Regions from separate parts of the Homo sapiens genome. Here all the other regions are linked to region 1. Evidence: chromatin contacts called from ENCODE Hi-C or POLR2A ChIA-PET data. All regions are on one chromosome and are shown on one strand. The core of a region is the stretch at or near the end of the contact, and the rest is flanking DNA. Distances in the headings are between cores, read along the strand shown.

Region 1 (4,930 bases), core at 701-3,200:
TTTGCCTCCCAGGTTCAAGTGATTCTCCTGCCTCAGCCTCCCGAGTAGCTGGGATTAAAGGCGTCTGCCACCACGTCCGGCTAATATTTTGTATTTTTAGTAGAGACGAGGTTTCATCATGTTGGTGAGGCTGGTCTCGAACTCTTGACCTCAGGTGATCCTCCCGCCTCGGCCTCCCAAAGTGCAGGGATTACAGGCGTGAGCCACCGCGACTGGACGGAAGAAACGGTGAAACTTTTAAGGTGGTAGAATTATAGGATCTGATGACTGATTAGATGAAGCATGGAGAGGGCAACAGTGTGCACAGTGATGCCTTTTCTTCACAGGCATTATAGGAGGGACAGGTTGGTAGGAGGAGGCAACGGGTTTAGTTTTGGATTTACTGACCGGGGATGAGTGTTAGCTCTCTAGGTAGAGGTGTTCCGCAGGCAACTGGTGTTGCGGGACAAATCATAGACGGGAGAGACCGAGCAGAGTTCAGGAGAGCCTTTATTATTAAGGTGATCACCGGCTCAGTCGGACTAGGGTCCAGAAAGTCTGAGCCCCGAACAAAGGGATCAATCACCTTTTAAGCAGTTTGTGTTGGGAGTTACGTGTTGCATGAAGTGTACTTGCAGAAGCAAGAACAAAGGCAGTAAATTACTCTTACATTTGTTACACCATATGTCTTACGTCCTTGGGAATACATGCTTTTGTAACACTTGCTAATCAGTTTTGTGACTTTACAGCAGCGCTAGGGAGGGAAGCAAGAACTCGCTGTGCCTCAAGGAATGTGAAACGATGGAACACAGATAAGCCTCTCCACGCATAGGGGAGAAATAAGCAGTTAATATACTCTTAACCCAGGCCTTGGGTAGGGGAGGTGCTATATTACATTCTACCTCAAAGGAAAAGAATATACTTCTTGATTAGTATACTTATAAAATTCATTAATTTCCCTTTCACTGGATATTCCTACTAATTCCCCCAGGGCCTTGCAGTTTTGTCTCATTCGCTGCTCTATCCCCTAGCTTAGCACAAAACCTAGTTCTTAACATTGATTAAATAAATGAATCCGGTCAGGTGCTCCCGTGGGTGATCTGGAAGGAGTTAAATTTGGTAGTCATGGGAGACGCTTCTGTGAAGCCATAGGAGCGAAGATTGATTGTGGCGGCAGGACTGAACTCAGCTTCTGAATCTTTCTAGCCGCTAAACCTACAGACTAAGTGGCGTCCTTGGGGAATGCTGCCTCAAACGGCTCGCGACGTCCTAAAACATGTACATTTATTTTGGAAAATCTGTTTTCGTAAAACCTAGCATACTTAATCACCAACATTTGTTAACTTCATGGTGGCATATTAATACCTGTCAGGTTGATTTTAGTTGGAGTGGGACGGGGCTGACCTCACCGTCCTACCCTTCGGTATGAGGCCGGCGTCTTCACGACCTCGCTTTTCACAACCCCAGTCCCCGAGGGCTTATTTGGGGCTGTCGGAGTCCCCAAGACGTGGCCCCGGAGAAGGGTGAGGTGCCACAGTTCGAGGTGCCCCAGTACCCTGCGTCCGGACAGGGGGCGGTGCTCACGCCCAAGGCCCCGCTGACGCGATGTAGGCCGAGATCACCTCAGGCGCTCGCGGTGCAATCACAGAGCGCGCCGTCGCCGCTCGAGCTCGCCCTGAGATCCCTCCGCTCAGCGCCTTCAACGCCGTGTCCCGGCACCCCGCACCCGGGCACACAAAAAACGGGTCGCCCGCGATTCTCAGGGATTGATCGCCTCTTCAGGTAAGTTATCTTCCGGCCCCGTACCACTGTGCCACAGGCGCAGCCCGCTTCCTCAGGTGCCCTATCCCGCGCAAGAAGACCACGGCTTCACAGAGTGTTATTTAAGGGGCGTGGCCAGCGGAACATCCCGCCCCATTCTGTGACGCACGGGGTGGCGCGCGTGGGACCCGAGGGGTGGGGCTGGGTTTAGTAGGAGACCTGGGGCAAGGCCCCCTGTGGACGACCATCTGCCAGCTTCTCTCGTTCCGTCGATTGGGAGGAGCGGTGGCGACCTCGGCCTTCAGTGTTTCCGACGGAGTGAATGGCGGCGGCGGCTGGGATGCTGCTGCTGGGCTTGCTGCAGGCGGGTGGGTCGGTGCTGGGCCAGGCGATGGAGAAGGTGACAGGCGGCAACCTCTTGTCCATGCTGCTGATCGCCTGCGCCTTCACCCTCAGCCTGGTCTACCTGATCCGTCTGGCCGCCGGCCACCTGGTCCAGCTGCCCGCAGGGGTGGTACGTACATTCTTTAGGGTCTGAGTGGGGCGCGCGCCGCAGCTGAGGCGGCCGAAGGGCTGGCGTGGGCGGCTCCGTGGCCCCGACCGGCTCAGTGGATGGCAAGGGCGGGGGCGACTGCGGCCATGCTTGGCGTGGCTTTGGTGGCAGGCGCGCTGGGGGCTGGAGTAGTGGCTGCGGCGGCGGCACTGCTGCTGGTGGCGCTGGCTGTAGCACCCGCCATTGCCTTGTGTTGGGGGGCGGTGCTGGCCTCCCCGGCTGTGTATCTGATCCTAGACGGGGTCGTGGTTGCGGCATTTGTGGTTGTAGCGGTCTGTACTGACCGCAGCAGTGGTGCCCCTAGTGGCGGTGGCTGGATTGGCGGCTGTGGGTTTGAACGACCCGGTGGTCGTTGGGGCCCTTGGTGGGGGTCCTGACGGAGATGCTGTTGGCAGCTGGCCCGTCATCCTGGAGGCTGCCCTGTGTGGTTCAGTGTTCTGTGGGCTGTAGCAGTGCCCCTAATGGTGGTTTATACCCATATTAAGGAGGATGTGTAGAGTGTGGTAATGGTAGTGACTGGAGTGTGGTAAGGGCCTTCCTCTGATGCTAATAATGTAACAGTTTCTCGGCCGGGAGCAGTGGCTCACGCCTGTAATCCCAGCACTTCGGGAGGCCGAAGCGGGCGGATCACCTGAGGTCAGGAGTTCCAGACCAGCCTGAACAACATGGAGAAACCCCATCTCTACTAAAATACAACAAAACAAAACAAAAATTAGCTGGATGTGGTGGCACACGCCTGTAGTCCCAGCTGCTTGGGAAGCTGAGGCCCGAGAATCACTTGAACCTAGGAGGCGGAGGTTGCAGTAAACCGAGATTGCGCCACTGGACTCCAGTCTGGGCGACAGAATGAGACTCCGTCTCAAAAAAAAAAAAAATCATTTTCTTCAATTTAACAGCCTTATTAACCTAGCTTTCAATCTCCCAAATGTTATTTGATTGTGCCTTTTACAGTCAGCAATAAGTAGCTTTTGAAAACTACCCTTTTACTGACAATGCAATGTACAAACTTTTGACCAAGTAGCTTTTAAAATAATTTTTGTTTGAACCATACCAGGCATAAGAAAGAGTTATTTATTTATTTATTTTTTTCCTACACATGGGATCTTTAAGGAAATGATATTTGTCTCTGGGAAGACAAAGTTACTTTTAGTGTTTAAAGATAGTTCTATTAGCTGAGGTGTACTGTGAGGTTGTGGTGCTCCTTTCTATTTGAGACCACCAGAGAATTGAGGAGTATTACCCTTTTTCATTATTTTGTTTGATTTTCAGGATACTTAATGTTGTAATCTGCAGGTCTCATTTTGTGGCATCTAAAGAAACTTTTATGAAGAATGCTAGAGTTCTTGCTAGAGCTGATCTACTCTCTTAAAAACTCTAAAATCAGTGGCTCTAGTTCACTTGCAGTGAGAGAAGCATGAGATTGATTGTTTACTGAGAAGTAAATATAGCTTCTTAAACATTTCCCTTCTTTCTATACTACAAGTTACTGCTTGTCTTTTTCTATACCTTCTTTAAGCAAGTATCTGGGACTAAAATTGTGAGTAGTAGTAGTAGTAAGTAGTGAAGAAACAATATAGTGGGCCCTCTGGGGACACGAATTCCACATTTGGGAATTCAGCCAAGTGTAGATCTAAAATACCCAGGGGAAAAAAACCCAATACAAAATAACACAACAATAAAAAATAATACAAATAAAAAAACACAGTTTAATAACAGTTTATATAGCCTTTACATTGTATTGGGTATTGTAAGTAATATAGAAATGGTTTAAGGTATATGAGAGGATGTGCATAGGTTATACGCAAATACTTTGCCATTTTATATAAGGGACTTGAGGATCCCTGGATACAAATCTGTGAGGGGGTCCTGGGACCAGTTCTCCACAAATGCCAAGGGACAAGTGTAGTTTGACCTTTTTGGTTTTTTGCTACTAATGGTTAGAAAAGTTGCCTGGAGACACCAATAATAATTGGACATATTCTGGACAGTGTCCATCATTTAAATTTACAGTGCCTTAGTGTTTATCTGGTCGTTTATCTTATACCGTGTTTTGAGTTTCTGTTCTTTTCTACAATAGCTACTCTCTTGAGGTATTTGCAATTTGGCTGTTCTCAAGTTACTTCTGATGCTTCCTTTTTTTTTGGTAACTTTTTTTTGAAGTCTTAATAGCTATTTTGTTTAATTGTTTGGTCATGAAACGAAACTGGGTTTCTCTCTTGAAATGAAACACGAATTGAATTTACTATTTTTTTCTCTTGTAGAAAAGTCCTCCATACATTTTCTCCCCAATTCCATTCCTTGGGCATGCCATAGCATTTGGGAAAAGTCCAATTGAATTTCTAGAAAATGCATATGAGAAGGTAAGTCTTCCAAATAATTAGAGGAAAAAAAAAAAAACAACTAGAGAAGTGCTTTTTAAACTTTTTTAAAAAAGTGGCAGAACATTTAAAAACATTGTAATCATATACATATCCTCAGTATAGGAAACAAAATGGAAACTGCTCTGGTTTAAGAGATGGTGTCTTATAGATACCTATCCTTTTAGCTTTTCCCATGTCCTGGGGTCGTCTTTGAGACACCATTGAGGAAACCTGTAGTTCTGGCAACTATGGTTTAAAAGCCACTGTTCTGAGTTTT
Region 2 (4,930 bases), core at 1,201-3,700, 1.8 Mb after region 1:
ACAGTAAGTTCGTGCTGGAGAAAACTTTGTCCAGGTGTTGTGTTGTGTTATAATTTCACAGGATTTACAAAAGAGCCAATCAAGGAAATCATGAAAGAGGCTGTGAATATGCCAAAAACGGCGGGAAAGTGGGTAAAGGACTTCAAGATATGGATCTTGAAGAAACTCAAGAGCTAACAGCCACCAAACCAGAGGAATTAACAGAAGACAGCTTGATGAGTGCTTCAGATCCAGTGCCAGATAACAAGGAAGAAAACACAGAATAAACTACCAGAAAAACGAACATTAGATAATCTGGCAGAAGAGCTCCTATTGTTCAGGACTGCTTTTGACTTCTTTTATGACATGGACCCTTCTGTGAAGAGGCACTGAAACCAAAGCAAATGGTGGAAGAGGTATTGGTACCCTATAGAAACATTTTTTTGGGGGAAAGAGAAAAGCAAAAGCATGACAGAAATTATGATGTACTTCCATAAAGTTACACATAGTGTGTCTGCCTCTCTTGCCTCCCCTTCCACCTCCTCCACCCCCACCCCTTCTGCCTCTGCCACCCAAGAGAGCAAGACCAACTCCTCCTCTTCCTCCTCAGTCTATTCAACATGAAGACTATAAGGATGAAGACCTTTACAATTCACTTCCATTTAATGAACAGTAAATATATTTTCCCTTCTTTCTGACTTTCTTAGTAACTGTTTCTTTTCTCTAGCTTAATTTAAGAATACAGTATATACTATATATATATTTTATATGTGTCAACTGACGGCTTATGTTATCAGTGAGGCTTCCAGCCAACAGATTATTAGTAGTTGTTTTGTGGGGGGAGTTGAAAGTTACATGAAGATTTTCAGCTGTGGCGGGGGCATCTCTAACCCCCATGTTCTTGAAGGGTCAACTGTATATCCAAAGCTACTAAAATACCCTTCTGGTATCTTTTATTTTCTTTTTTTTGAAACAGGGTCTGGTTCTGGTGCCTGGGCTCGAGTGCCGTGGCACTATCATAGCACTATCATTGCTGCAGCCTCAAACTCCTGGGCTCAAGCAATTCTCCCACTTCAGCCTCCCAAATGGCTGGGACTACAGGCACCACACCACCCCGACTGTTTTAAAGATGGGGTCTTGCTATGTTGCCCAGACTGGTCTTGAACTCCTGGCCTTAAGGGATCCTCCCACCTCAGCCTCCCAAGTAGCAAGAACAATAGGCTCACCTACCATGCCTAGTTCCTTCCTGTATCCTTTTCACTTGCTCAACCCTTCCTCTCTTCCTCTTTGCTCTGTACTACATGAAATACCGCCATTTCTACATGCCATTCTGCTCATGCTTTTCCTCTACTTAGAATGTCATTTGTTTTTCCTATCATAAATCCACCTAAACGTCATATTTTCTAACGTCTTTCCAAATTCCTCTAATCAATTCTCTGACTTTGCTGGCTCTCCCAGCAATTTGATTATATCTCTATTATTACACCTTTATAAATCTCACGCTGCATTTAGTGTTTACCTGTTTCCTTCACTAAATCAAGAACTTCTTGTAGGTAAAGGACTTACGTATTAACCTCTTAGGCTATTAAAATCAAAATAACTTAAGGAGTAATTTCTTAAATTCATAATCCACATCTCTAGTCATTTAGGATAGCTATTATAAAAAACAAATGGGATTTTTTTTTCAAGAAAGTTGAAATATTGACCATTCTGATATACTCGAGGAGAGTTTCTACAGTTCCATTAAATATGTAACACTTTTTTCCTGCTCTAGATTAATCAGATTCAGGGGTTTAGGAGCCTTACTTAAAAGGAGTATTTTACTCTGGTCGTTAGAAATAAAGTAATGGCCAAATATGACGCAGGCAACGTTTCAAAAAGCATTACTGATAGGATAAGATTTAAAAAATAAAAATTCAAAGCAGTTGTAAATTTTTACGGAAACGATTCTTAAGACCGACACCACACAAAAATCGACCTAAATGTTCTGCAGGAAGGCACATCAATTACACGCTTTCGTGTCTTCATAAAAATCCATTAGAAAAACCTTAAACAGCGCACTCAAGGAGAAATATATAAAAACAGGCTGTGGACATTAAAGGAAAAAAAACCACCACAACATTTGGGCCACAGCAGGCAGGTATCCCAGTTCCTCATACCACGTGCACACTATGTCTCTAAAGAACTTCAAACCCTGCCCCTGCCCCCAAACAACCGTCCAAACCACGCCAGGTACACACACCACTGTCACCGCTTACTGACAAAGCGCCACTACAGGAGGGGCGGAGAAGTCTATGGGAAAACCAAGCAAGGAAAAGGCCGCCACGAAGACAGTAGTGGAGAGACAGGGGAGCAAAGAAGAACCAGAGCTGTCAGCGCTAAGGGGACCAGGCTGAGGGGACCCGCACGGACCTTTCTGAACAACACGCAACTGCAATGCACCATGGCTGCAACAGGCCAGGAAACCTTCTTGCGGAAGCGGCACAAGCCGCAGTACAGCGCGGCCTTTTTACGTCATCCCCTGCCGCCGACGCGATTTCTCCTCCGCCCACACCTGCGGACTGGCGCATGCGTTGTGTGATGCTCTCGGGCGCCACCAGCCCCATGCGCTGTGCTTTGCACCCCACGGGTGGGGAGAGAAGGCGTTTTATCTATTAAAACACAGAGATAATCTCGAGAAGCCGTGGGACAAAGGACAGTAGGGCGTAGGTTGCGTGTCTCAGGAATTAACATTTTGAATGGAATGGAACTGAAGACTCAGCAGCCTTGGAGCAGCTTTTATGCTAATTGAGGAAACTAAGAATCTTCACCCTCAGCGTGAAAAAACCTCCAACGGACCATAAAACCAAACGTGTAAAAGACACAGAAACTCAACTGGGAAAAAAGAACCCCCAAAAGCCGTTAGTTCAGTGACGAGCTGAGTAGTCTCCAGCCAAAGCTTCCAGGAGACCATGAATTTAAAACTAGCGGCCGCACAAAGTTTTATTGAAAATAATGTCAGGATCTGAGATCTGTAAGAGGACTCTCCTGTGCAGTAAGAGAAAGAAGCTTGTTTACAACTGTCAGAAAGTAGCTTCTTGGAGTCGGGAAGACGGGTTTTTATCCGTCATTTGAAGCGTGCCTTTGTGAGAATTAAGACACGATGTGAAAAATCCCTCTCTCTCTTGATTACTTTTCAGGACCAGAAGAGAGTAGCTCTCCCCAACCCCTCATGCAGCGAAAAAATGTATGCAGCTGAAGTAAACGGCCCTGCACAGCGTTGCCAGCCGTATAACTCTTAACAACCCAAACTAATAAATCCTAGAAACCTTTCATACTTTGATACGATATGGCTCTGTGTCGCCACCCAAATCTCATCTTCATTTGTAATCCCCATTGTGGAAGTAGGGAAGTGATTGGATCATGCAGGGCTGTTTCTCTCCTGCCGCTCTCCTGATAGGGAGTTCCCACAAGAGCTGACGGTTTTATAAGTGTTTGGAAGTTCCTCCTTCTTTCTTCTCTCTCCTGCTTGCCATGTGAAGAAGGTGCTTGTTTCCGCTTCCCCTTTTGCCATGATTATAAGTTTTCTAAGGCCTCCCCAGCCATGTAGAACTGTGAATCAATTAAGCCTCTTTCCTTTATAAATTACCCAGTCTGCGCAGTTCTTTATGGCACTGTGAAAACTGACTAATACCTCAATGTGACAGTGTCTTCTACTCCTCACTTAGGACAGTGATTATTTGGAAAGACATGATGTGAAAACCCCGTCTTGATTACTTTGCTGCTACTGGACCTTCTGCTTACAACCACCAATCAGAAAAGCTGTAGTTGTCATTTAACCTGCAGTAGTTGTATTTTCCCTCTGTGGATTACTTTAATGTTGAATATTAACACCAGCAACAGATGTTGATTACTATCAGTGTTCCTACCTCTCATTAATATGAACATTAGGTTGTTGCTGTGTAGATGTTTTTAATTTAATGACATTTGCTGCCATTAAGATTACTATCTTACTAGGTTTTCCTATTGTGTCAGAATAGTGTTGAGCCCAATGTACTTATTTTCCAATGCCTATTTCTTGTTAGTGAACACAATCTCAAATACTTTTCTTTCACATAACATATACATGGGGAAATGATCACAGCAACTAAAAAAAAAAAAATGGGAGATTGATATAGAAATATCTCAAAATGATGAGGATCATTGTGTACTGTAAACAAAAAAGAAAGCATAATATTTACCTCTGACAAAATGTGGTCAGGGCCTGAAGTATTTATTATAACTCTCATTACCAGATAGTAAAAGAAACATTGTGTAACTGGAAACTGTCCCCTTTAAAATGTGCAGCTAAAATGAACATGAGGCAAAATGTTTAGGACACTATTCAGACCTAAGGCAGAAGTCATTGTTGGAAAATACTACTACTTCTGCCATGAAGAGGAAAGAATGCCTCCTTAGGGTTGCTCAGTTTGATGTATGGGCAAACCATTAAAGTCAGTGGCACTAAAGAGTCTTGAATAAAGTCCCAAATAAGCCATCGACATGACTCACAATTTGGTTTTAAAAATATTTTAAAACAGGCCAGGCGCAGTGGCTCACGCCTGTAATCCCAGCATTTTGGGAGGCCGAGGCGGGTGGATCACGAGGTCAGGAGATGGAGACCATCCTGGCTAACACGGTGAAACCTCGTCTCTACTAAAAATACAAAAAATTAGCCGGGCGTGATAGTGGGCGCCTGTAGTCCCAGCTACTCAGGAGGCTGAGGCAGGAGAATGGCGTGAACCTGGGAGGCGGAGCTTGCAGTGAGCCGAGATAGCGCCACTACACTTCAGCCTGGGCGACAGAGAGAGACTCTGTCTCAAAAAAAAAAAAAAAAAAAACAAAACAAAACCATATATATACACACATACATATATACATACATATACATATATACATATATACATATATACACATATATACATATATATGC
Region 3 (4,930 bases), core at 1,518-4,017, 1.5 Mb after region 1:
CCCACATTCTTAACTCATGCACTATATAATCCCACAGTAAGCCCTCAACTCAACAACCTCTAGCGCCTTAAAAATCCTTAGATAGGCCGGGCGCGGTGGCTCTCGCCTGTAATCCCAGCACTTTGGGAGGCCGAGGCGGGCGGATCACGAGGTCAGGAGATCGAGACCATCCCGGCTAAAACGGTGAAACCCCGTCTCTACTAAAAATACAAAAAATTAGCCAGGCGTAGTGGCGGGCGCCTGTAGTCCCAGCTACTTGGGAGGCTGAGGCAGGAGAATGGCGTGAACCCGGGAGGCGGAGCTTGCAGTGAGCCGAGATCCCGCCACTGCACTCCAGCCTGGGCGACAGAGCGAGACTCCGTCTCAAAAAAAAAAAAAAAAAATCCTTAGATAATCAGAATGAGTTCACTGGTTTTAATTTTGCAAATACAATATAAAACATCAAGAAAATAAGAAGATACAGATTTTGTTTCTGTAATGCTACTTTGAATGTCGTTGGCTTGGTATACAACTATAATCACTTCAATATCTCCTATTACAATACTCCATAATGAGATCTACGATTCAGAATCATATTTTCCATCAATACAAGAAATAATCAGCTGTGCTCACTGCACTGCATTCTGTGTCCTAAAGGGAGGATATAAAATCCACCAGCTCTTAGAAGACATTTTAACAAGAGTTGGATTCAAAAGGAGTTTCACATCACTAAATCTCAGTAAGCTAGAAAATCCAATTAACTATAATACCCCCATTTGCCAGCACTGTACTTAATCCAAATTTTACTGATTGTCGATCAAAACCTTGAAATTATTTAAATATAAGGAACTTTTAGATTAATGTCCTTGGTTTCTTACTGAGACTCAATTGCAATGAATTATTTAACACAAAACTGGAGGGGCTCCAGCAGAATCATTAGCATTAGTAAATATATAGTTAATGTGTTTTAGAACACGGCTTAATGGACTCCAGAACCCGCCTCTGCGACGGTTTGGGTCAGGGTTGAAACATCCTCGTTAATAATGCACACGACTCAACATTTCCCTCTCTCACACTCTTCTTGGCTTCAAACTTCATCTTAATGCAGGGACTCTCCACATGTATCCCTAATTCTGAAGAGTGAAATTAATATCCAATACATGCAATAAATAAAACTAAAGATTGGTTTCATACCATAACTTTACAGTCATCTGGGGAAAGATTTTGCATACCAACACAAAATTTTAAGTCGAAAGACAAAAAAAAAAAAAAAAACTTGGCTAAATTTCGATCCATTGTACTCTCTCACTTGAAGAAAGTTTGCATATCTTACAATGAATGGGTGGAAGGATATCTGTAACACTCATGTGCATCCCAGGGTTTTATTTTAAGGAATTAAGTACCTTTATGTTTAATTTCCATTAACACTTTCGTTAACATGGATGACATTTAAAACAAGTGAAACAAAGACTAGGCAGCTTCCTAGGGACTCGCAGGGGTTATCTTTTGTGTCTATAGCATTCTCTTGCTCAGGGCAGTTACATGTTATTAGTGAAAGTTGTGACAGTAGGGGAGGCAGCTAACTCTTCAGGTTAAAAGGGGTTTTCTATGCCCAGTACTCAAAATCTAACAAACCCATTCCACGTGATACTGCTGTCACCCTATTACAACCTGTGACATGCATTTATTCGTCACTGTCCTAAACACTGTTGGTCAGTTGGTTTGTTGTTTGGTTTAAAGACAACAGCCCCTGAGCTCTATTAAATGGAACAAGTTCGAGAGACATTCCTAAATGTCCAGACAACTCCACAGCGCGCATTTCTCTCCAGCAGCGGGAAGATTCAGAGACCTCGAGACTGAACACCCAAATCTCGCTTTCCAGGACCCGAAGTACCGAACAATAGGTCCCAAGGTAACTGTCCCACTTCCCTTTAGGTTGGATACGTTAAACAATACCAGGGCACAGTCTAACGTTTCACCAATTTCCAAAGCTAAATTACTGACTAAACGCCCAATATCCAAGCCTGTGCGCAAAAAATAACAAGTGGCCCAAGCAGCCGCGCAGCCCCTTGCGCGGTGGGGGCCGAGGGGTCCCCTCGCCCGTCCCCCACGCGCGCGAAAGGGCGAGCACTAGTGGCGGAGGAGGGGAGAACCCATATTGTAGGCTTGAGAGAATCTACAAATGAACCCCCAGATCCTGAGGAAGAGGGGTCTCTTTCCTTTACGTCCTTGCCCTCCCCCGGGTCCCTAGCACTGTGCCCTCGATCCCCGCCTACAACGCACCCCACGCCAGCCCCGCTGGCAGCTGCATGGCTGGTGCCAGGAACGCGGCGGGGGCGCAGGCCGAGGGGAGCGGGCGCTGGGGGGGCCGGGGGCAGCGCGCTACTCACCAATGCGACTGAAACTCTCCGACAAAGTTCTCCGCAACTTCTTCATCTTGCCGATCTTCTCGGCCGGCTGCGGCTCAATGAGGTCACACATCTGGGCGACGCGGAGCCCCGACAACTTCCCCAAACTGGTCCAGGCACAGCTCAGACAACGGCGAGGGCGCGCGCCGCGGGGAAAGCGGCGCCTCCTCCTCCACCACCTCCTCGGCGGGCCGGGAAGCGACGCGCAGGTCTAGGGAGGCGAGCAGCAGGCAGGCGGAGGACGGCAGGCTCCGCTCCGGCCTGGGCCGCAGCTGGGCGGGCGGGGGCGGTTTACGTGGTGCCGGGGGCGGCCGCGCTCGCCGCCGCCGTGGTGGCCCCGCGCCGCGCCGCCGCCGCCCGGCTCATTTTCCCTCCTTTGTAACGGAGAGAAGCGCGGCCGGCAGGGGGAGTGGTGCGGCCGAAGGAGGAGGCGGGGCGGGCCGGGTACAAGGTGCGGGAGTCGCCTGGCGCCGAGTGCGCGGGGCGAGGGCGAGTGGGCCGGCGGGAGAAGTTCTCAGCCCAGAGTTGCGGGCGCAGCGCAGAAGGAGCCGCGGCGCGGAACCGCCAGCCTGACAGCTCCTGCTGCCCTCCTGCTGCCGCCGCCACGCCCCTCCCTCGACGAAGGCCCCTGGGCGCGGGATCCTAGCACGACCTCGGCTCCCCGCTCGCCTCCCGCGTCCTCCGCGGCCCTCTGTGTCTGGCTCGCGCCCCGGCGGCGCCCCCTCCCGGCCGCGCCCCTCCCGGCCGCCCCCGCGCTCCTCCCCCGCCCCGCCCGCGCGCGGGAGGATCACGAAGGGACCGGGGTGGGAGCGGGCAGCGTCTGGGGACAGCGTGTTGGGCTGTGGGGAGGTTACCGAAAGGAAACGGGCCGAGTCCAGTTGTTTGAGCGGTTTTCTCCTTCCACGAGCGTGTGTGAAAAAGCGCGGAGTTCGGTGGAGGGCAGCTGCCAGGACTGCCTCCTGGACTGGGTGCGGTAAGGCCTTAGGGATGCATTCAGATGTAGGGTGCCTTATTTTGGGCCGAGAAAGCTGTCAAGTGAAAGATCCAAGGGGAAAGGTGGGCCTGGATTTTTTTGTTGTTGTTTGCGGTGGGTTTTTTGTTTGTTTTGAGGTCAAGTGCAGAAGCAGCGGAAGCTTCAACTGTAACCCTCCAGAAGGCAGGGATCATGCTGTTTCCCTCATCCTTGTCTCTGATCTTGGTGACACATGTAGGTGATTTCTGATAGGAATACCCAGTTCTGCAGTAAATAGCAGACACAGCCCTTGGTCTTTTTCTATTAAATTCTTAGAATATATTTCTGAATTGGGAGATTTAAAGGCTAAACAGATTCCGACCTCCTTTTCCCCCACCTCAAAAACAGAACTTTAAAAAGGAGTGGGGGAGGTGTTTATAAAATCCCAGGACAAACAGTTCCAGCAGCGAACACACATCGTCTTCATTCTGAAAAAACCTGGTGCGGCGTGAGTTCCAAACGTCAGTCTCCCAGGGGAGAGAGAAGGAAGGTGGGGGAGGGCTTGATTGTGTTGATCTGAGGCCAGCAAACTCCTTATGAATAGAAACGTTAGTAATCTTGAGTCATTTGGCTGTGTAAGTAATAAGAGCTTGTGAGGGTGTGACAATGCTGTTTGGCTTGTAGGAAATTTTGGGGAGTTTATGTTTTGTTAAAAGATTTTTATCTTAAAAACTAGCCCCCTGCCTTCCTTAAATTGTGAGGTAAAACAGTGATTTGTTCCGCCCTACACTGAGCACATTGTAGGATCTTGATAGATTGCGGATGATAAAAGACAGGAAGTCAAGCTAAGTGGGGAGCAGAGGGGGGCAAGGAATTCGCCAGGAAAGACCATATGAGTTAAAACGCAAAGCTGTTGGATCCTGGCTGCCATGTCTAGATAATTACAGACAGCACCAAGGGTGGCCTCATACCGGAAAAAAGTTTGACTTTTACCACTTCCTCAGGTTAGTTAGGGAGAAAGTTTTCAGCAGTTATGAATGAAAAGACAAATGCAACCAATCAAAACACTAATGGGTTGTACGAGTCAACAAACACGAAGAAATATTAATTTAACGAACTTTCACTATTATACACCTGTGACTGTTATCCACTGTGACAATGGCTGTTTCAAATATATAATATGTTAAATATATGTTTATTTTACCTTCGCAGTATTTTTTTTTTTTTTTCCGAGACAGGGCCTGTCGCCCAGGCTGGAGTGCAGTGGCGCCATCTCGGCTGACTGCAACCTTCTCTCCTGGGCTCAAGCCATCCTCCCACCTCAGCCTCCTAAATAGCTGGGACTACGGGTGCGCACCACCACGCCTGGCTAATTTTTGTAGAAACGGGGTTTCATCATGTTACCGACGCTGGTCTCCTACTCTTGAGCTCAAGCAATCCGCCCGCCTTGACCTCCCAAAGTTCTGGGATTACAGGCGTGCACCACCACCATGCTCTTCCCCTTCCCAGTATTTCTGACTTAAAAAAAGTAGTCAGCTTCTTCTTAAATTATGGTAAAAGCATACAAAGGTATGCACCAATTTTCTTAAAT
Region 4 (4,930 bases), core at 1,043-3,542, 1.1 Mb before region 1:
CACCGTGGATATAGATTGTTTTAGGTTAATCAGCCTTCTCATTTTAAATGCAAATATAACTAAGATTGGTAAACAGTAACACTACAGGCCCTTTTTTCCTGACTGGAATGATAACAGCAGAACTTCCCAGTGGGTTACAGGTGTGATGTGAGATATGGATGGTAGGAAAATTCTTATAATTATAAAACCTTCAAACTATTTTTAAGAATCATGTAAAAATTAACAATTGTTGAAGTTAAGCTTGAGCACTCTTTTTCTCACTTCCTGTGTAAACATGTTGAAATCAGAAGTTACTCCAGCAGGTAAGAGTTTATATCTACAGTTTACCACTAGAGGGCGCTTTGTCATGATTATCCCAGTAGCCCTTTCCCTAGATGTGCCGTATTATATTTCAATATGTGCCATGAAATAAAAAGATTACAAGTAAGATTCATATGGCATTTATTTTTTAATGTAGCATCTACTATCACCTTATGTCATGAAACAGGGAATATTTTCAAATACAACAAAGAAAATCTCAGAATAAAAAACTCCTTTATATTGAGTATATTTAACACTAGGGAAAAACACAGTACATTGTCTTTATTTCTCTTTTTGCCAGGGACCCAACAAACTTCATTATAATCCAGCACTAGATTGAAAAACACTGAAAACAGCTAATTTGATAACGGCAATTGGAGATTAATATCAATCTAAAAGATGTTGGGGGAACCTATGTGATATCTGTAGAACTTCCATATTACTTTCCAAATTGTATTTTGTGCAATCCAATATTAAAATTTATTTGTATTTCTTACGCATCAACTGAGAATCGTAAGACGGGCCAAGGAGCACTTAGAGTTTTGTTTTCTGGAGAAACAACTTAACAAAAATACCAGTTAAGCATTATGCTACGTGCCCAACATCCATGAATGAATAAGATTATTCTCTGTATTCGAGAGCTCAGAGGGAAAATAAACATCCAATAAAATAAAGATTAAGGAGATAAGTGCTGCAATAGATGTGTGTACCAGATTTAGAGACAGTGCAGAGAAAGTTGTGGCATTGTTATTATTTTGCAGGGAGGTGGGGGAAGCATGAGGAGCTCTTGCCATTTTTCTGAAGCATGGAGGGATCTGAAAGTGACTGATCTCTGAAGAGGACTTCGTTTTCCCAATAGTCACTTACTTTCTTTGCTTATAGAAGTCCTTCTAGAAGAGTTCAGAGCCCTAATGCAAAGAGTGTTTCCAAACTTGGATTCCAAAGTTACTATCATTCCTTTTTTACTTTAATTATGCTTGAGGTATAGTCTTCCTTCCCCTCTTATCATTGAACTTCTTCAGTGGGCCTTTACTGTTAAAACTGATGCATGCAAGGAATTTTCCTTGATTTGATGATTTGATGCAGATTTGGATATATCCTTAACATTTTATATAACAAGGCTAGAACCAGAGCCTTCTTGCAAATAGGGGTTAACTAATAACTTAGTAAATTAAGCGGACATGCTTAGACTATCTGCTGCCATGACAATGGAGAGACCAGGTTGAAAACCTGTAACCTGGACACTGCAGTAGAGGTAAGATCTTTTCTAGATCATTGGTTCACTTCCTCTATGCATCAGCTGTGAAAATGTGGCCTCAGATACTATCTCCTGGCATGCACTTTTCATTATAATTATGCATGGTCCATGCCTCAGTCCCAGTTGGAAACACACCTGTGATTTGCTTTTAAAAATAAGATGAATTCAAAGATTAAATGAAATCAGTCATTGTAATAGGAAACACTGCATAGAAAAAATACGTTTTAAATATATTCTGGATCTCTCTTTTGATTCATTGGTAGAATTTTTACATGTTAGTGACTTCATGAAGATTTATAACTGTTTAGCAGATACATGAGCTACTTCAATTTTCATATAATTTTTTTTAATTTTAAAATAATAATGGCATAGTTCTGCATGATAGAAAACCAGCTTTTGTTTTTAAGGAAATCTCACAATATTCTTTCATTATGAAAACATGCCATTTTTCAGTAAAGTCACGCAAAAGGATGTTTTCCTTCATGTGATTTTTTAATAACTAAGTATAATTTATGAAATATATAGACAATTACTGGTAGTTGCTAAGAAACTCTTCTGAAAGCCATAAGCCTGTATTCTTGCTAAGCACATAACAGGTGTTCCCACTCCCTGTGTCCTTTGTATACACATTCATTCTGTATTCAAATCACAGAAGCAAGAGGCAAGATAGGGTCTGTTACCTCACTGCTAATTTCCCTAGCAAATAAACCAGCAGCTGCTGGTCCAAGTTACCACTGAGAACAGGGCACTGCATGCATGGGACAGGATGCTTTCATGGAGCCCTTCGGTGACACACTTGGGGTCTTTCAGTGCAAAATATACCTCCTTCTCTTCGGTAAGGCCCTGTGTGAATTGTGTTTTAGCTGTTTGTTAGGTTTTTTTTTTTTAATTGTGGACATAAGGTAAATATTTGCTTTAGGCTGTAGATGCATTCAGATAATTGAAGAGCAGGTCAGAACCTTTTAACAATAACACACTGTTACAGCAAAGAAGCAGGAACATTTAAGAGAAATGAGTTTCAATAAATAGATTGTTATTGTTTTCTTGGAACAACAATTATTGTCATAGCACTCATTAAGATAATTCAGATATTTTTAAAAGATAATGAATTTCTTCTTTTAGAGTTTACATATAGGTTCAATAGTCTTTAATGCATTTATTTCAGCAAATATTCTAATAGGCCATGAAATTGTGACCACTTAGAGTGAAACTACAAATAATTTACGAAAATTGTTTTCTTTTTAATTAAAGATATTGTTGCAAACTGTTTACTGCTTCGTTTTAAGTTATCTGTCTCATCTTATGAAATATGGAAGAAAGGTAAGATTCCAAACTAACAAAAAAATTTCCTACACAAAAGGGAGAACGTATTTGAAAAGATTGTTACTCCAAAATGCCTTTAGCTTTTCTCTTTGCCCAATGGCTAGTCCTATTAAGAATTTTTTTCTACCTTAATATTTTCCCTCATTCTCCTCTTTATCTTTTGAGTTTAAAGGAGTCTCTTTCCAGCATTCCAACTGCTGTCTGTCAACATTATTTTCACCAGATGTTCTCATTTCCATTCTTCCTATTTATCAGTTTTAAAAGTCAAATCAATTTCTTGTTTTGTTTATATTCAACAGATAGGAGTTCAATTAAGGCTACATTTTTTAAAAATTAAGAACAGCTTAGCAAAATAAGCAATTTAACTTTTAGGCTTCTTCAGCTATTTAGAGCTTTACTTTCACTCCTATATTTTGTTAAAGTTTGCATTGTAAATGTTATTATTCAAATTCATACCTACTGTTGTACCTATCTCACACATTTGAAATGTACAGTTTGTAAATTTTTTTAAGTCTTTGAGTTTCCCAGAGTTGTGATTGTTCCAGTTATCACAGTATTTATGTTATCAAATTTAAGCCTATAATAGATTTTTGTTTTCTAAAATTTTTTGAAAAAGTAAATAATTATTATAACTGTCACTACCTTTGTGCATTTGTCTTCCTTTTGAAAGTATCCTGGGTCATCATCCCACTTATTTTTATATTTAAAACAGTAGGACTACTATCATTTTATAAGTGTTGTTTTTGAAACTGGCGTTAAGAAGAACTTAGAGACAATTTAGTTAAGGAATTCAACTAAAATAAAACAAATGTACATTAGGAAAATAGCATGTTCATAAATAGCTAAAGCAGTTTTTATACCTTAAGACCTTCTCTCTTCTGCAAATTTGCTTTTCTCCATAGGCAGTGTGTTGTAAAGACCACAGATGACTTGGCAATCTTTGCTTTTAGGAATATTGAAGTTTTGTTTGCTTCTTCTTTTTAAAAAATTTTTAAAAATTTGAAGCCTAAAATGTACAGTTTGTACAGTTTATTCAAAACACATCATAATTTCTATTTTCTCTAAAGATGCAAGATTTTATTTTCAGTCAACAATACTTGTGTTATGCTTGTTAATACCACACATGATAACAGGGAAGTAAATGCCAGCTATTTTGAGCTACAGCAGAGGTCACTTTGTGAAATCTGATGTTTATATTCAATACAATGAAACCGGTCTAGGGAGTCCTTTGTTGCTGGAATATAGATAAATTCTACAGTAGGACTTCAAGTGTACCTTAACACTGGATACTTTTTTATAGTGCTATTGTCATACAATGTAAGAGGGTCTGTAAAGGAGGGATCATTGCTGCAATTTTGTATGTCAGATTATGATTAGTATTATAAATGTTTCTCCAGATTTGTGTAATGCCTTATATGCAAAAAGTCAAGATTTTTTTAACAGAACTATAATTTATAAGAGTTTTTGTTTGTTATACTCAGAAAGTAATAGTGAATATAATAATAAAATCGAATTTAAATTTCCGTTTAAGTCCAAATATTTGGACTACTAAAAATAAATTTAAATTTCATCAATTTTTATATTATTTATTATTTTTGTTTTTGTATTTTTTCAAATAGAGACAGAGGTCTCGCTGTGTTGCCCAAGCTGGTCTTAAACTCCTGGGCTCAAGCAATCTGCCACCTCAGTCCCCTAAAGTGCCTGGGATTACAGGCATTAGCCACCACAACCAACCTTTTTATATTATTTATTTTCTTGAAGTTTATCTGTTCATGCAGAGGATGATTTTCTAAAATCAATAGGTTTAGTCCTTTGGGTTTTCTCATACAACTAGAAAAGAGCACTTGAAAATTTCTCAAAATGAAGCTAAGTTTTCTCACATTAGTAAACTACTGTGTTTGACAGCATGAATTCATCACATCTGTAGTGGGTGACACATCAATGATAAGAGAGTATGTGTTCCTAGAATGTGGAGGAAGCATTCAATTATCTGTTTATTCCCAAATTTCACTACAAGCAAAGATTGTATCATATTGATAGGTTCATGTC
Region 5 (4,930 bases), core at 1,062-3,561, 1.1 Mb after region 1:
TTTCAATGTCCTAAAACTTAAGAATTAAGATATATACACACACACACACACACACACACCCACAGGGGCCCAGTGAGGAAGACCTGGATCAGCTCTTTATTTGGAAGGCTTATTTAGAAAATGGAGCCCCTCTCAATAGCATCTCATATGTGATGAACAGGAAGCTGAGCCTTTACGGTGTTTTCTGAGTAGAGTTAGGGGAGATCAAGGAGATCGGGAACAACAGCAGAGAGGTGAATTCTTAAGGGAGTTCAAAAAGGGTAGAGAGCTGTGTGTCTAACCCCTAACAGTTCCCAACAGAAAAGAGAGAGAGACAACACAAGAAGGAGAAAGGAATAGAGACACTTGCAACAGGCTGCGCCCCTCAGGAGGGAACAGCGTGGCTTCTGGAGGGGAGGAGGCAGGGAAAGGAATGTCTGCTTGATGTTCTTTGATATTTCCACTATTCCCCCTGCAGATTTATTATGCTTATTGGGTACTCCAGAGCTATTATACTCAGGGTGTTTACAAATAAAAGATAGGGGTGAGAAGCAAAAATAAAAAGCAAGATCTCTGGACACTTGAGTGCAAAATGCAATGACTCTTTAGTGTAGTGTTTCCAAAGCAGCAGACATCCACATTTGTATTACACTGACGAGCATTTAAATGATCTAGAATTGTGTCACCCAATATGGCAGCAACCAACCACATGTGGCCCTTAACTCTTGTTAATTACATTTAAATATAGTAAAAAAATTCAGTTCCTAAATCACAGTAGTCACATTTTAAGTGCCCTGGAACCACAGAGGCCTAATGGCTACTGCATTTGTCAGCACAGACCTAGAAATGTCGGGCCAAACTTTCAGTTACCTCAGAGGCCAGCGGCCTTCTTGAGCATAATCTCTTTTTCCTCTGTGCTAGAGATAAAAACTGATTTCTTCCTTATACATAATTTTAAAGATACCAGTTGTGAACCAGGCAACTTGAAGTCAGAAGCCTATGCCTGTTACCTGATGGGTCAGAGACCAGGCAAAATAGACGGTGTCTGACCTGGCTAGGACTGGATTTGCTCCCCTGTGCTCTGCTTCACTCCATGACTCCGGATTGAATGGGAAACTCTAGTACCCACTTCTGATAAGCAAAATGGCCCCCAAAGATGTCCACCTGTTAACCCCTGAAGCTGGTGAACAGGTAACTTTTCACAGCAAAAGGGACTGTACAGAGAGAGTAACCTGGATTAACCAGGTGGGCCCAATCTAATTACATGAACCTTCAGAAGCAGAGAACTTTCTCCTGCTGGAGGCAGAGGAAATGGGGCAGACAGGAAGTCAGAGAGATCAGAAGCTTGTTTGATGGAGAAGGTGGCTATGTGATGAAGCATGCAGGAGGCGTTGAGCGGGTGGAGACAGCGAGCAAGGAAGTGAGACCTCAGCCATACCCCCCAAGGAACTGAATTCTGCCAACAACCTGCATGAGCATGGGAGTAAATTCTCCCCGAAAGCCTCTAGATAAAACCCCAAGTTGGTCAACATCTTGATTTTGGCCTTGTGAGACCCAGAGAAAAGAAATCAGCTCAGCTCTTCCAGACTTCTGCCTGACAGTACTGTAAGGTAACATGTTTGTACTATTCTACACCAATAAATGTGTGGTAATTTGTTATGGCAGTCGCAGAATACAAACACCCATGGCATATTTGGGAGAACAGAGGAACTCCTACAGTTTATGCTTCTAGAATCTGTTTGGAGAAGACTTCGAGAAAGCCTAATTCCATCTCCTCCTTTCAGGGAAATGAGCAGCCCAGCTGCCTCTAGAAGCTCTGTGCCACTTCAGAAGTAGGGTTGGGTTTTATTCCTTAATGAGCTGGATGGCAGGAGGAAGGTATTAGCCGCATCGTAAGCGTGCACTTTTGGATGAGGAGTCCAACACGTAATCTGAAAGGATGAAAAGCAATGGCTGTTGCCAACTCCCAAGCCTGGCACATACTGCCAATTAGTAAGAGAGAAGATGGGTATTTTCTGTCTATCAGAAGGGGATCAAAAAACGCGTGTCCAACAGATAACAAATAGCATGGGGCCTGCCCTTGGCCATCACCAGGGGTTATTAATGACACTGAATTCTTTGCTACAAAAAAAGAGACATGGATAAGAAATCTGGCAATGACACAAAATGACAGGGCTTAACCTCTTGGGGGCAGTGGGAGCTGTGTGGAAGAGGTGACAAACCTCACTGGTAGGGTGTGAGTGGGTAGCAGGCAGGCCTGTCATCTCTGGCACTTAGACTGTCACAAAGCCAGCCTTTTTCCCATGGTGCATTACCCAGCAGTGGGCAGGAGAGGCCCAAGTTGGTGGTGTGGGCAGTCAGCCAGCTGCAAACACTGTTTTCCCCAGGACAGAGGAAGTCAGGCTTCTGTTCTGTCCCAGCTCTCCTGGCTGCATGAAATCTAGATGGGGAATGACATCAGGTCCCAGAAGAGATATCCCCACCCATGGCTGCGGCGAGAACAAAATAAAATTAGATATTGATAAGCTCCCATGAATATGGGGTTTTAAAATGGATAATATTCCCTTCATAAGATTCACTGGAGTACATATATTCCTAGTTGTTATTTTCAATTGTGCTGATCATTTGATCTCATAAGCCTGTTTTTAATTTTAGGCTATACAATCAAGATGATAATATCTGCCCTACCTCAAAAGACTGCCATAAGCATATGTGGGGATGTGACAATGTACATTGCAAAAGGCTAACTGTTAGTTCCATCACAACTATATCTGTGGAGATGAGTTGCATGTCAGGCCTTTGACTATGTCCGTTTCATATGCTTTCACATTTATGCTGTTGCCACTGCTAGTGATCAGGGCTAGGCCTTTGGCAAATTTACCATCTTCCACTCAGATAGTTTTCTCTTTGTCCTCCTGGCACCTGCTTGCAACCTGAATCTTTGGACAGATCTTTATTGTCTTTTCCAAGGCTCTCTAGGACTCCCACCAGGGCCTGGAAAGCATCTCCTATTTTAGGTCCTCCTCTTTTTCCTTTCAAGAATCCTATCTGCAATTTCCTAGAAGAGCTGCTTTCTATTAGATGGCAAGGGGTTTAGGGGGTTTTGATAAACATCATATCCACATAATGCTTTTAGTAACTGAACTAATGATTCATTCTTATGAAAACAAATGTCTCCAGAAATTGCTATGAACTGCAACTTCCAAGCAAGCAGGTGAGCCTTTGGGGGCCTCCAAACAATACTATGTATGGCAGTGCAGGGTCAGGACAAGAGACCTGCTTGGATTGGACTGTCTGCATATTGAAAACAGTACATTTTCAAGGGTATGGCATGTGGTGAAGAACTACACCTCATGCAGTGTTCTAATGCTGAACTCAAATCCATAGAGCTGGGCAGTGGACAGCTGCAGCTCACCCTTTGAGTTATAAGACTGGAATTCCAAAAGGTCTGCTTTAGTGTCTGCTTTAGAGTTTATCCATCCAATAAACCCATCCCTCAAACATTTAATAGTGATGTATAGAATAATTTCTTTGAAAATATTACAAGAAGAAGTCTCCAGGCACTAAATAAATTAAAATTGTTACTTTGAAGTAAATAGAATTATAACAAAAATGATCAACAATGAAAAAAAAAAGTGAAAGTGGGGAAAGATGATTTAAGAACTCACTCAACTCAACTGCTCCTCCTAGTGAAATAACAGTGTTCTTACCTTCCTCTCACATTTTTAAACAGGGAAAGACATTTACAACTCTAGCTTACTTTGCAATATATTATTATGTTAGAAAATTTTAGATCGACTTAGAACATTAGGGAGAATGGAAAACAGGGTCTTTCAGTTTGTTGCGAATTCTCTGACTTAAATCTTAATGGTACACATCAGCTATAATGACAAGAAAAATACAATAGAGCACCACCAACATAAATACAGAGTGAAAGTTACGTTATTCCTCCGAATATTATTTTAAATACATTATGTTTTATGCATATGTAACTCAACTATCTAGCAAGTCACCTTTAAAATATGTCTTGGAAGTTAAACATCAAGTCAGATAAAATACTCAAGGAAAGTTCAAGAACACAAAGTTAGGAAACATTTCTAAATCTTTTAAATTCAGGTTGGAGACTCTGCTGGTACATTCAATTGTAGCAGGTAAGATTTTTCTTCTCTATTTTTGTGTTTCCAGAAAGGTACCTTTGTTTAAATGTCTCTGTATTTACTACACAATTTAGAATACCAATTTTTATAAGTTCTTAGGAGAAATCCAGTTTTACTTAACTAAGAGAGGATAAGCAGAACCATAACATGTGTGGGAACAAGCAGGAAAAGGTTAACCTGTGCCTATTCAAGTCTGTAGACGTGCTTCTTGTTACCAGCCACAAGCGGTCTTTTCCAGATCTGTCTTCTGTGACTTAGTGGTTTATCCTTAGTTCTCTTTTTGATACTTTCAAACCTCCGAAATCATTCAGCTGTTTAAAAGTTCCAAAACAAGCAAATGTGTTCCTGGAATCTTCCCCTTAACTTTGCTGGAGAGCATACACTAAGGCTTCTTCTCCAGCCAAAATAATAAAAGATCTTTTAAGTGGCTAAAATTCTTGGTTGATTGCACATACATGCCAATGTCAGACAACTATAAATAGAGAGATTTGGAAGAGAAATAGGGAGAGTATAACTGCAATGAAATAAAATAGAATGGTTTGAAGGCAGTCAGAAAACAGTACATGTTTTTATAAAATTAAGATTTGTCTCCCTTTAATCCACAATCCCCTTTATGGAGGAAGAGCCCACATGGATTATGCACTTCTAGTATGAGGGAATAAAAGGACTTTCCTTTTTTTTTAATATATATTTATTATTCTCAATCGCATAATTAAGATTTCTTCTTTCTATTATTCTTTTGAATTTGGATATCTGTTGGATCTTATATTTTCTCCCATTGCTGCTTTGTTTTC
Region 6 (4,930 bases), core at 1,605-4,104, 1.0 Mb before region 1:
TGTACTCTCAAAAGGGTTTGTCCTTCCCTTGAAGCAGGATCAGTGTTAGTATATTTCCTAATTGCCTCAACTAAATGCCCTTGAAACAAAGCTGGATTCTCATCTTTGTCCTGAGAAACTTCCTTAATTTTTCATAGTTAACAGGCTTTTTCATACATTTCTTCATCCCTTCCAACAAACAAGTGACCATATGATCGCTCCTCCCCAAGTTGTCACTGCCCCTTTGATAGTTCCACTCTGGATCTTGATCTGGAACTGCTCTACCTCCTGCCTGATATGTATTATGGTTTGGGTTGTTAGCCAATGCCTCATCTGCATGAGCCCTAGCTGTCCCCAAAATGCATTGTTTCTCTTCCACTGTACAACACAGAGACAACAAAACATGGAGATCCTGCCAAGTTAACTATAGGTCAGAATTAATTTCTCAAATTAATCTATGAATCTTCCTGGGTCTTCAGAGAAATCACCAAACTTCTCTTTACATAGAGTCAAATCAGACAAAAAAAAAAAAAGGGAACATGTACTCTCACAGTGCCTTCTTCCCCATTTGCCACCTCTCTAAGTGGACAAAGGTTTCCCTTTGGAGGTTGATAGGAGGCTCCACTAGGGGTAGTACTCACCAGGCTAAGTTCCTCAGGGAGTGGTGGGTATAGAGTGGGGCTAGATGGGTAAGGAGGATGGGACAAAGGGTTCTCCAAGGGGATAGAGGGAGAAAGGACAGACACATCTGAACCTTCAGAGCTGACAGAAGGAGGTTCTGCTCCACCCAAAACTGCCTGCTGAACCAAGGTTGCTTGCATTAAAGGATCATCTAGTATGTCTAGCTTTTTTTCCTCTTTTCCTCTCATCAAACATGATTCACATTATCCAAATAACATAAGTGAGCTGAGTCATGAATCTTAGATAAACCACAACATGGACTTTGACAAAAATGTTGAATAAGGCAAGGGAAATGAAGAGGATTTAGATGGGAATGACCAGAGCAAGCAGGTTCTGGGCAATAGAGACAGTGTGGATTGAACAAGCAAAGCCGGTTTGCCTGAATGCAAGAAAGGAAAGAAGTGTTTTTAGTGTGCAAAGTGAAACAAAACATCAGAGTCCCCTGATTTCCATCCTAGTGCTTCTCGATCACACCTAGTCGGCATAGCAGCAACAAAACATAATCTAATTTTATTGCTCATAGCTGTTGAATACCAAATCTCAATCAGCAATTTTAAAGACGGAGCCGTCAATGCTTTTTGTTCCCAATGTTTCAAGAGCAGACACATGGAAATCAGGAGGCACATAGGAAAAGAGTAAGTTAAAATCCCTAAGACCATTTAGATAAAGTCTCCCGAAAATGACAGTGAAACACAGACAGCAACCAAGAAATTGATTTATGCAGCAAGGAGGACAAGGCAGATTAATACAAAGTGCATAGCCTGCAGTGCCAAACCCTTTTTTAGCAGAGAGGGACTTTACTGAGAGGGCCCTCTAACCCCCTAAATCTTAGAAGGAACTCTAAACCTTTTAAGTTGGTCCTCTAATCCGAGGTCAGTCAAGCATCTTTGCCTTTTATTAACAGGGGTCTCTAATTCACCCTGTCTTCGGAGAGACTCTAATTCCCCTAAGTTGGGCCTCTAACCCAATCCCATTCTTTACCCGGGTACCCCACCACTTACCCAAAGTCATCCAATCAGTGCTATAGTCCATTTCCTTTGGGTTGGTGGGGAGGTTCTTCAGTATCGGTCCCTCATGGTTGCCAGAAATGTTACAGGACCAGGGTTCCAATCCAGACCCCTAGAGAGGGTTCTTGGAGCTCATGCAAGAAAGAATTCAGGGCGAGTCCACAGTGCAAAGTAAAAGCAAGTTTATTAAGAAAGTACAGTGGTAAAAGGACAGCTACTCCACAGACAGAGTAGGACGTTCCCGAAAGTAAGAGGAGGAACACATCCACCCTAGGTACAATGCTTGTATATATGGAGAGATGTGTTTTGCTACAAGGGTTTCTGATAAAGAATTAATTTTCTTAATTAGTGTATTTTGCAAGAATCAATATTATTTTCTTTAAAGCAAAATTAAGAATGCCTCTGTTCTCCAGATATTGGGATATCTGGACACTCCCAAGTCACGGTCTGCTTAGTAAATATTATTAATTTGCTCCCTTAATCATAAACATCTAGAGGCTAGGAATGCCTACCTTTCTGAGAAGGCAGCCCAGCAAGTCTCAGCCTCATTTTCGTAGCCCTCATTCAAAATGGAGTCACTCTGGTTCGAATGTCTCTGACATTATCAGGGTTGGTTTCTTCTGATGTCTCTCTCCTTGGCTTGTAGATGGCCATCTTTTCTTTGTGTCTTCACATGGTCTTCCCTCTGTATGTGTCTGTGTCCCAATCTCGTCTTCTTACAAGGACACAGTCAGATTCAATTACAGACACTCTAATGACCTCATTTTAACTTAATTATCTCCTGAAAGACCTTATCTCCAAATACAGTTACATTTGGAGGGAGTGAGGATTAGGACTTTAACATATGAATGTTTGGGGGACACAATTCAACCAGTAACAGGAACTTAGATTGCACTGACATATTAATTTTCTCCCTGGTATTTCCATTCTCTTTGTCCTGTAGGTAGTTTTTTGGGTCACTGGGTTTTTTTGTTTGTTTGTTTGTTGTTTCCTTATTCCTTAACTCTTATAACTTAAAAATCTGCCTGGTAAACAGTTTCTAAGCAGTGATTCAAATTTATTGATATTTTTGGTAATGTTATTGATTAAAAAACATTTCAGATCCTTCTAAACTCAAGAAAAAAGAATGTTCTAAAGCAAAACTGAAACTGTCTATACTTCAACTTCCTCCTGCTTCTCAACTGGCACTCTGACACACCCTCAGAAAGTCAGAGTACTGGGAGAACAGAAGACTTCACAATTTAATGCCTCAGTTTTTAAAAAAGGATCCTTACACTTCATGTCTCCTAGCCATCAGAAGAGGAATGAGACAGCAAAAGTTCAAATGGCCTGTTTCAAGTTTCTGATATAAAACGATGACATTTTCAGGAAAATCCTGGTAAGTAAACTGAATCATTAAACCTTTATTTGTTATGCTTTTGAGGCGACAGCTATTTTTTAAAACTTCAGCTGTACTTTTTATATAAATATATGTTTGTACATAAACGATTACTTATAAAAATACTAGAGTAATTAGAAAAATCAATGGATTAAATACATGTCAGTATATTTAACTGATAATAACTTTGTAAGTGCTCTTCTAAAAAGAAACATACCATTAAGTGTAATTAGGATAGTGGGAGGGTTTCTGATTGTGGCAGGCAGGCTTTGGAAAAGAGGATAGAGAAACGATGCAAACAGGGTCAGGAATTTAAGCACTGAAGATTCTAAAGGAACGTGTGATCTTGTGTAATTACACAAAATTCTGTCTTCATAACGTAAGATGTTATTAAAACTTTTACATTTTATCAAAGTTAATACTCTGCAGAGGCTAAATATTATTCTATTAAAGTATTTCATTCACATACATCTTATCCAGCAATCTGGTTGAAAACTAAGAAAAAAAATGCAAAGTGTTCTTCAGGAAAACGAAACTAACTTGCTTGTGTGGCTTCTGTCTGCCAGACTATGCAAGGAGGGTGTGGGTAGCTCTCCTGGGCTACAGCCAGATTCTGAAGTGTGTTTCCCCTACATCAGTTCTAAGAATCCTGCAGAGCAGAACACCTCCCTAGGGCATGGATATCAGCGGTGTTGCTGAGGGTCTCTCAAAGATGGGGTGGGCTTGTCCCTGAGAGTTTGCTGACTTGGAAATTCTTGCTGAGCATCAAAGAGAGAAAACTGAAGTGTTGAGGATGCCAACCTGCAACTCCTTTGTCAATAACCAACGTTGCTAAAGATAATATTTGTCTTCACAATTGTTTCAAAACAGGACACTGAGGGCCCCTAGAAAGCCAAGACTTAAGTCAAGGCAATCACAAAATTTGTCCACACTAATCATGGTCATTTTGATTGTTACTTAGTTCCAACAGCATACATCCAGATGCTCTTAAAATTGTACTGGCTAAAACGAAAGAAAAAATCTGGAGTCTGTTTTTTCCATCTTTAGCATTTCCAGAGAGAGACTGGCTGGTTAAATTTCTGAAAGAGGACACCAGCTAAAAGAAGGTATTGCATCTCACCCGAGCAGACTGTGTCTGTGGAAAGTGTAAGCCCCTTGCCAGAAGAGCAGCTTCCCAGCAAAGGCAGAGGGTGAAAACAGCAAAGGTCTTAAGACACTGGGGACCTAGAGTCAAAAGGGACCTCCTCCAGGGAAAACGCTGTGTGAGAAATGGCCTCATTCGGTGACTGTGAGTGACACAGCAGAAAGTTGGTAAGGTGTAGTCTGTAACTAGGGTATCTACAAAAACTGCAGGAGAAAATATATTCATTTGTTTTGCTTTCCTTTTGAAAAAAAAACTTCCTTTTCATTATTTGTGACCAGATGATAGAAGCTGGAGTTCATTCTGGCCTAACGGGTAGCACAGTAAAGAGATTTCCCCAGATTTCTACCTGGAGTTCCAGCCAAGCGAAATAATTTCCCTAGGAAAATGAGGAAGTCCTTTGACCCACAGACACTGGTAGCTCAAGGCCTTTCAAATATTCATTACTTTTAACTACTCTAAGAAAATGTGTTACTCATTTAACAGATTTTTGTTAAGAAGCTATTATGTGCTAGGCAATGCCAGATAATGAACAAAATGTAAAGAAATTTGTCCTTATGGAGTGCATAGAATAATGGGTTGGACAGAAAATAAATAGGTTAAAATATATAAAATATTTGCTGCTTGTAAGTCCTAAGTAGATAAAAAATGAAGCCAGAAGAGGGATAGGAAATGTTGGGAGGTGGGATAAAGTTTTCAGTAGGCTGGCCAAACAGTGCCTTGCTGAGAAGGTGACATTTGACA

Evidence for each region. Hi-C counts contacts between places; a loop is a spot of excess contacts on that map. ChIA-PET counts read pairs that join two places held with the same protein, here RNA polymerase II (POLR2A). Pooled maps may share reads with other maps.
Region 2: a loop to region 1 is called in a map of natural killer cell, with 12 times the contacts of the local background. The contact joins the promoter of GTPBP10 here to the promoter of CYP51A1 in region 1. A Hi-C loop is called at or near these places in 2 of 168 maps with a recorded cell type or tissue (naive thymus-derived CD4-positive, alpha-beta T cell and natural killer cell) and 11 of 50 pooled maps. POLR2A ChIA-PET finds 5 or more read pairs at or near these places in 1 of 52 experiments (OCI-LY7).
Region 3: a pooled map shows a loop between it and region 1 (7-fold over the local background). The contact joins the promoter of CDK14 here to the promoter of CYP51A1 in region 1. A Hi-C loop is called at or near these places in 1 of 37 single-sample maps with no recorded cell type and 6 of 50 pooled maps. POLR2A ChIA-PET finds 5 or more read pairs at or near these places in 1 of 52 experiments (activated T-cell).
Region 4: a map of CD8-positive, alpha-beta T cell shows a loop between it and region 1 (5-fold over the local background). The contact joins the promoter of HEPACAM2 here to the promoter of CYP51A1 in region 1. A Hi-C loop is called at or near these places in 4 of 168 maps with a recorded cell type or tissue (CD8-positive, alpha-beta T cell and naive thymus-derived CD4-positive, alpha-beta T cell), 1 of 37 single-sample maps with no recorded cell type and 16 of 50 pooled maps. POLR2A ChIA-PET finds 5 or more read pairs at or near these places in 1 of 52 experiments (activated CD8-positive, alpha-beta memory T cell).
Region 5: a loop to region 1 is called in a pooled map, with 18 times the contacts of the local background. The contact joins the enhancer-like site here to the promoter of CYP51A1 in region 1. A Hi-C loop is called at or near these places in 10 of 50 pooled maps.
Region 6: a loop to region 1 is called in a pooled map, with 6 times the contacts of the local background. The contact joins the promoter of SAMD9L here to the promoter of CYP51A1 in region 1. A Hi-C loop is called at or near these places in 1 of 37 single-sample maps with no recorded cell type and 7 of 50 pooled maps. POLR2A ChIA-PET finds 5 or more read pairs at or near these places in 1 of 52 experiments (common myeloid progenitor, CD34-positive).

Annotation. Positions count from the first base shown.
Region 1 is chr7:92,131,497-92,136,426 of GRCh38, reverse strand. It overlaps CYP51A1 (cytochrome P450 family 51 subfamily A member 1), which reads left to right and starts at 1,950. Exons shown (of 10, transcript NM_000786.4): 1 at 1,950-2,254; 2 at 4,555-4,653. The coding sequence starts at 2,063. CYP51A1-AS1 (CYP51A1 antisense RNA 1) reads right to left here and starts at 1,864. Exons shown (of 3, transcript NR_122110.1): 1 at 1,345-1,864. RefSeq lists enhancers at 962-1,788, 1,325-1,984, 2,355-2,404, 2,565-2,614, 1,789-2,615.
Region 2 is chr7:90,344,236-90,349,165 of GRCh38, reverse strand. It overlaps GTPBP10 (GTP binding protein 10), which reads right to left and starts at 2,450. Exons shown (of 10, transcript NM_033107.4): 1 at 2,392-2,450. The coding sequence starts at 2,424. The region is part of intron 1 of LOC107986715 (a long non-coding RNA gene); the gene reads left to right. RefSeq lists enhancers at 2,205-2,634, 2,845-2,984.
Region 3 is chr7:90,594,158-90,599,087 of GRCh38, reverse strand. CDK14 (cyclin dependent kinase 14) reads right to left here and starts at 2,767. Exons shown (of 15, transcript NM_001287135.2): 1 at 2,370-2,767. The coding sequence starts at 2,460. RefSeq lists silencers at 2,130-2,179, 2,240-2,439, 2,630-2,939, 2,960-3,159.
Region 4 is chr7:93,223,831-93,228,760 of GRCh38, reverse strand. HEPACAM2 (HEPACAM family member 2) reads left to right here and starts at 2,292. Exons shown (of 10, transcript NM_001039372.4): 1 at 2,292-2,393. The coding sequence starts at 2,315.
Region 5 is chr7:91,081,790-91,086,719 of GRCh38, reverse strand. All of the region lies in intron 12 of CDK14 (cyclin dependent kinase 14), which reads right to left. Among named protein-coding and RNA genes, the nearest start is that of FZD1, 180 kb to the left of the region's middle. Within about 2 kb of position 2,311, at least 7 of the 41 ENCODE cell types and tissues checked have a DNase peak (open chromatin) inside an H3K27ac peak, as active enhancers do.
Region 6 is chr7:93,146,309-93,151,238 of GRCh38, reverse strand. It overlaps SAMD9L (sterile alpha motif domain containing 9 like), which reads left to right and starts at 2,854. Exons shown (of 5, transcript NM_152703.5): 1 at 2,854-3,045; 2 at 4,093-4,356. RefSeq lists an enhancer at 3,555-3,654.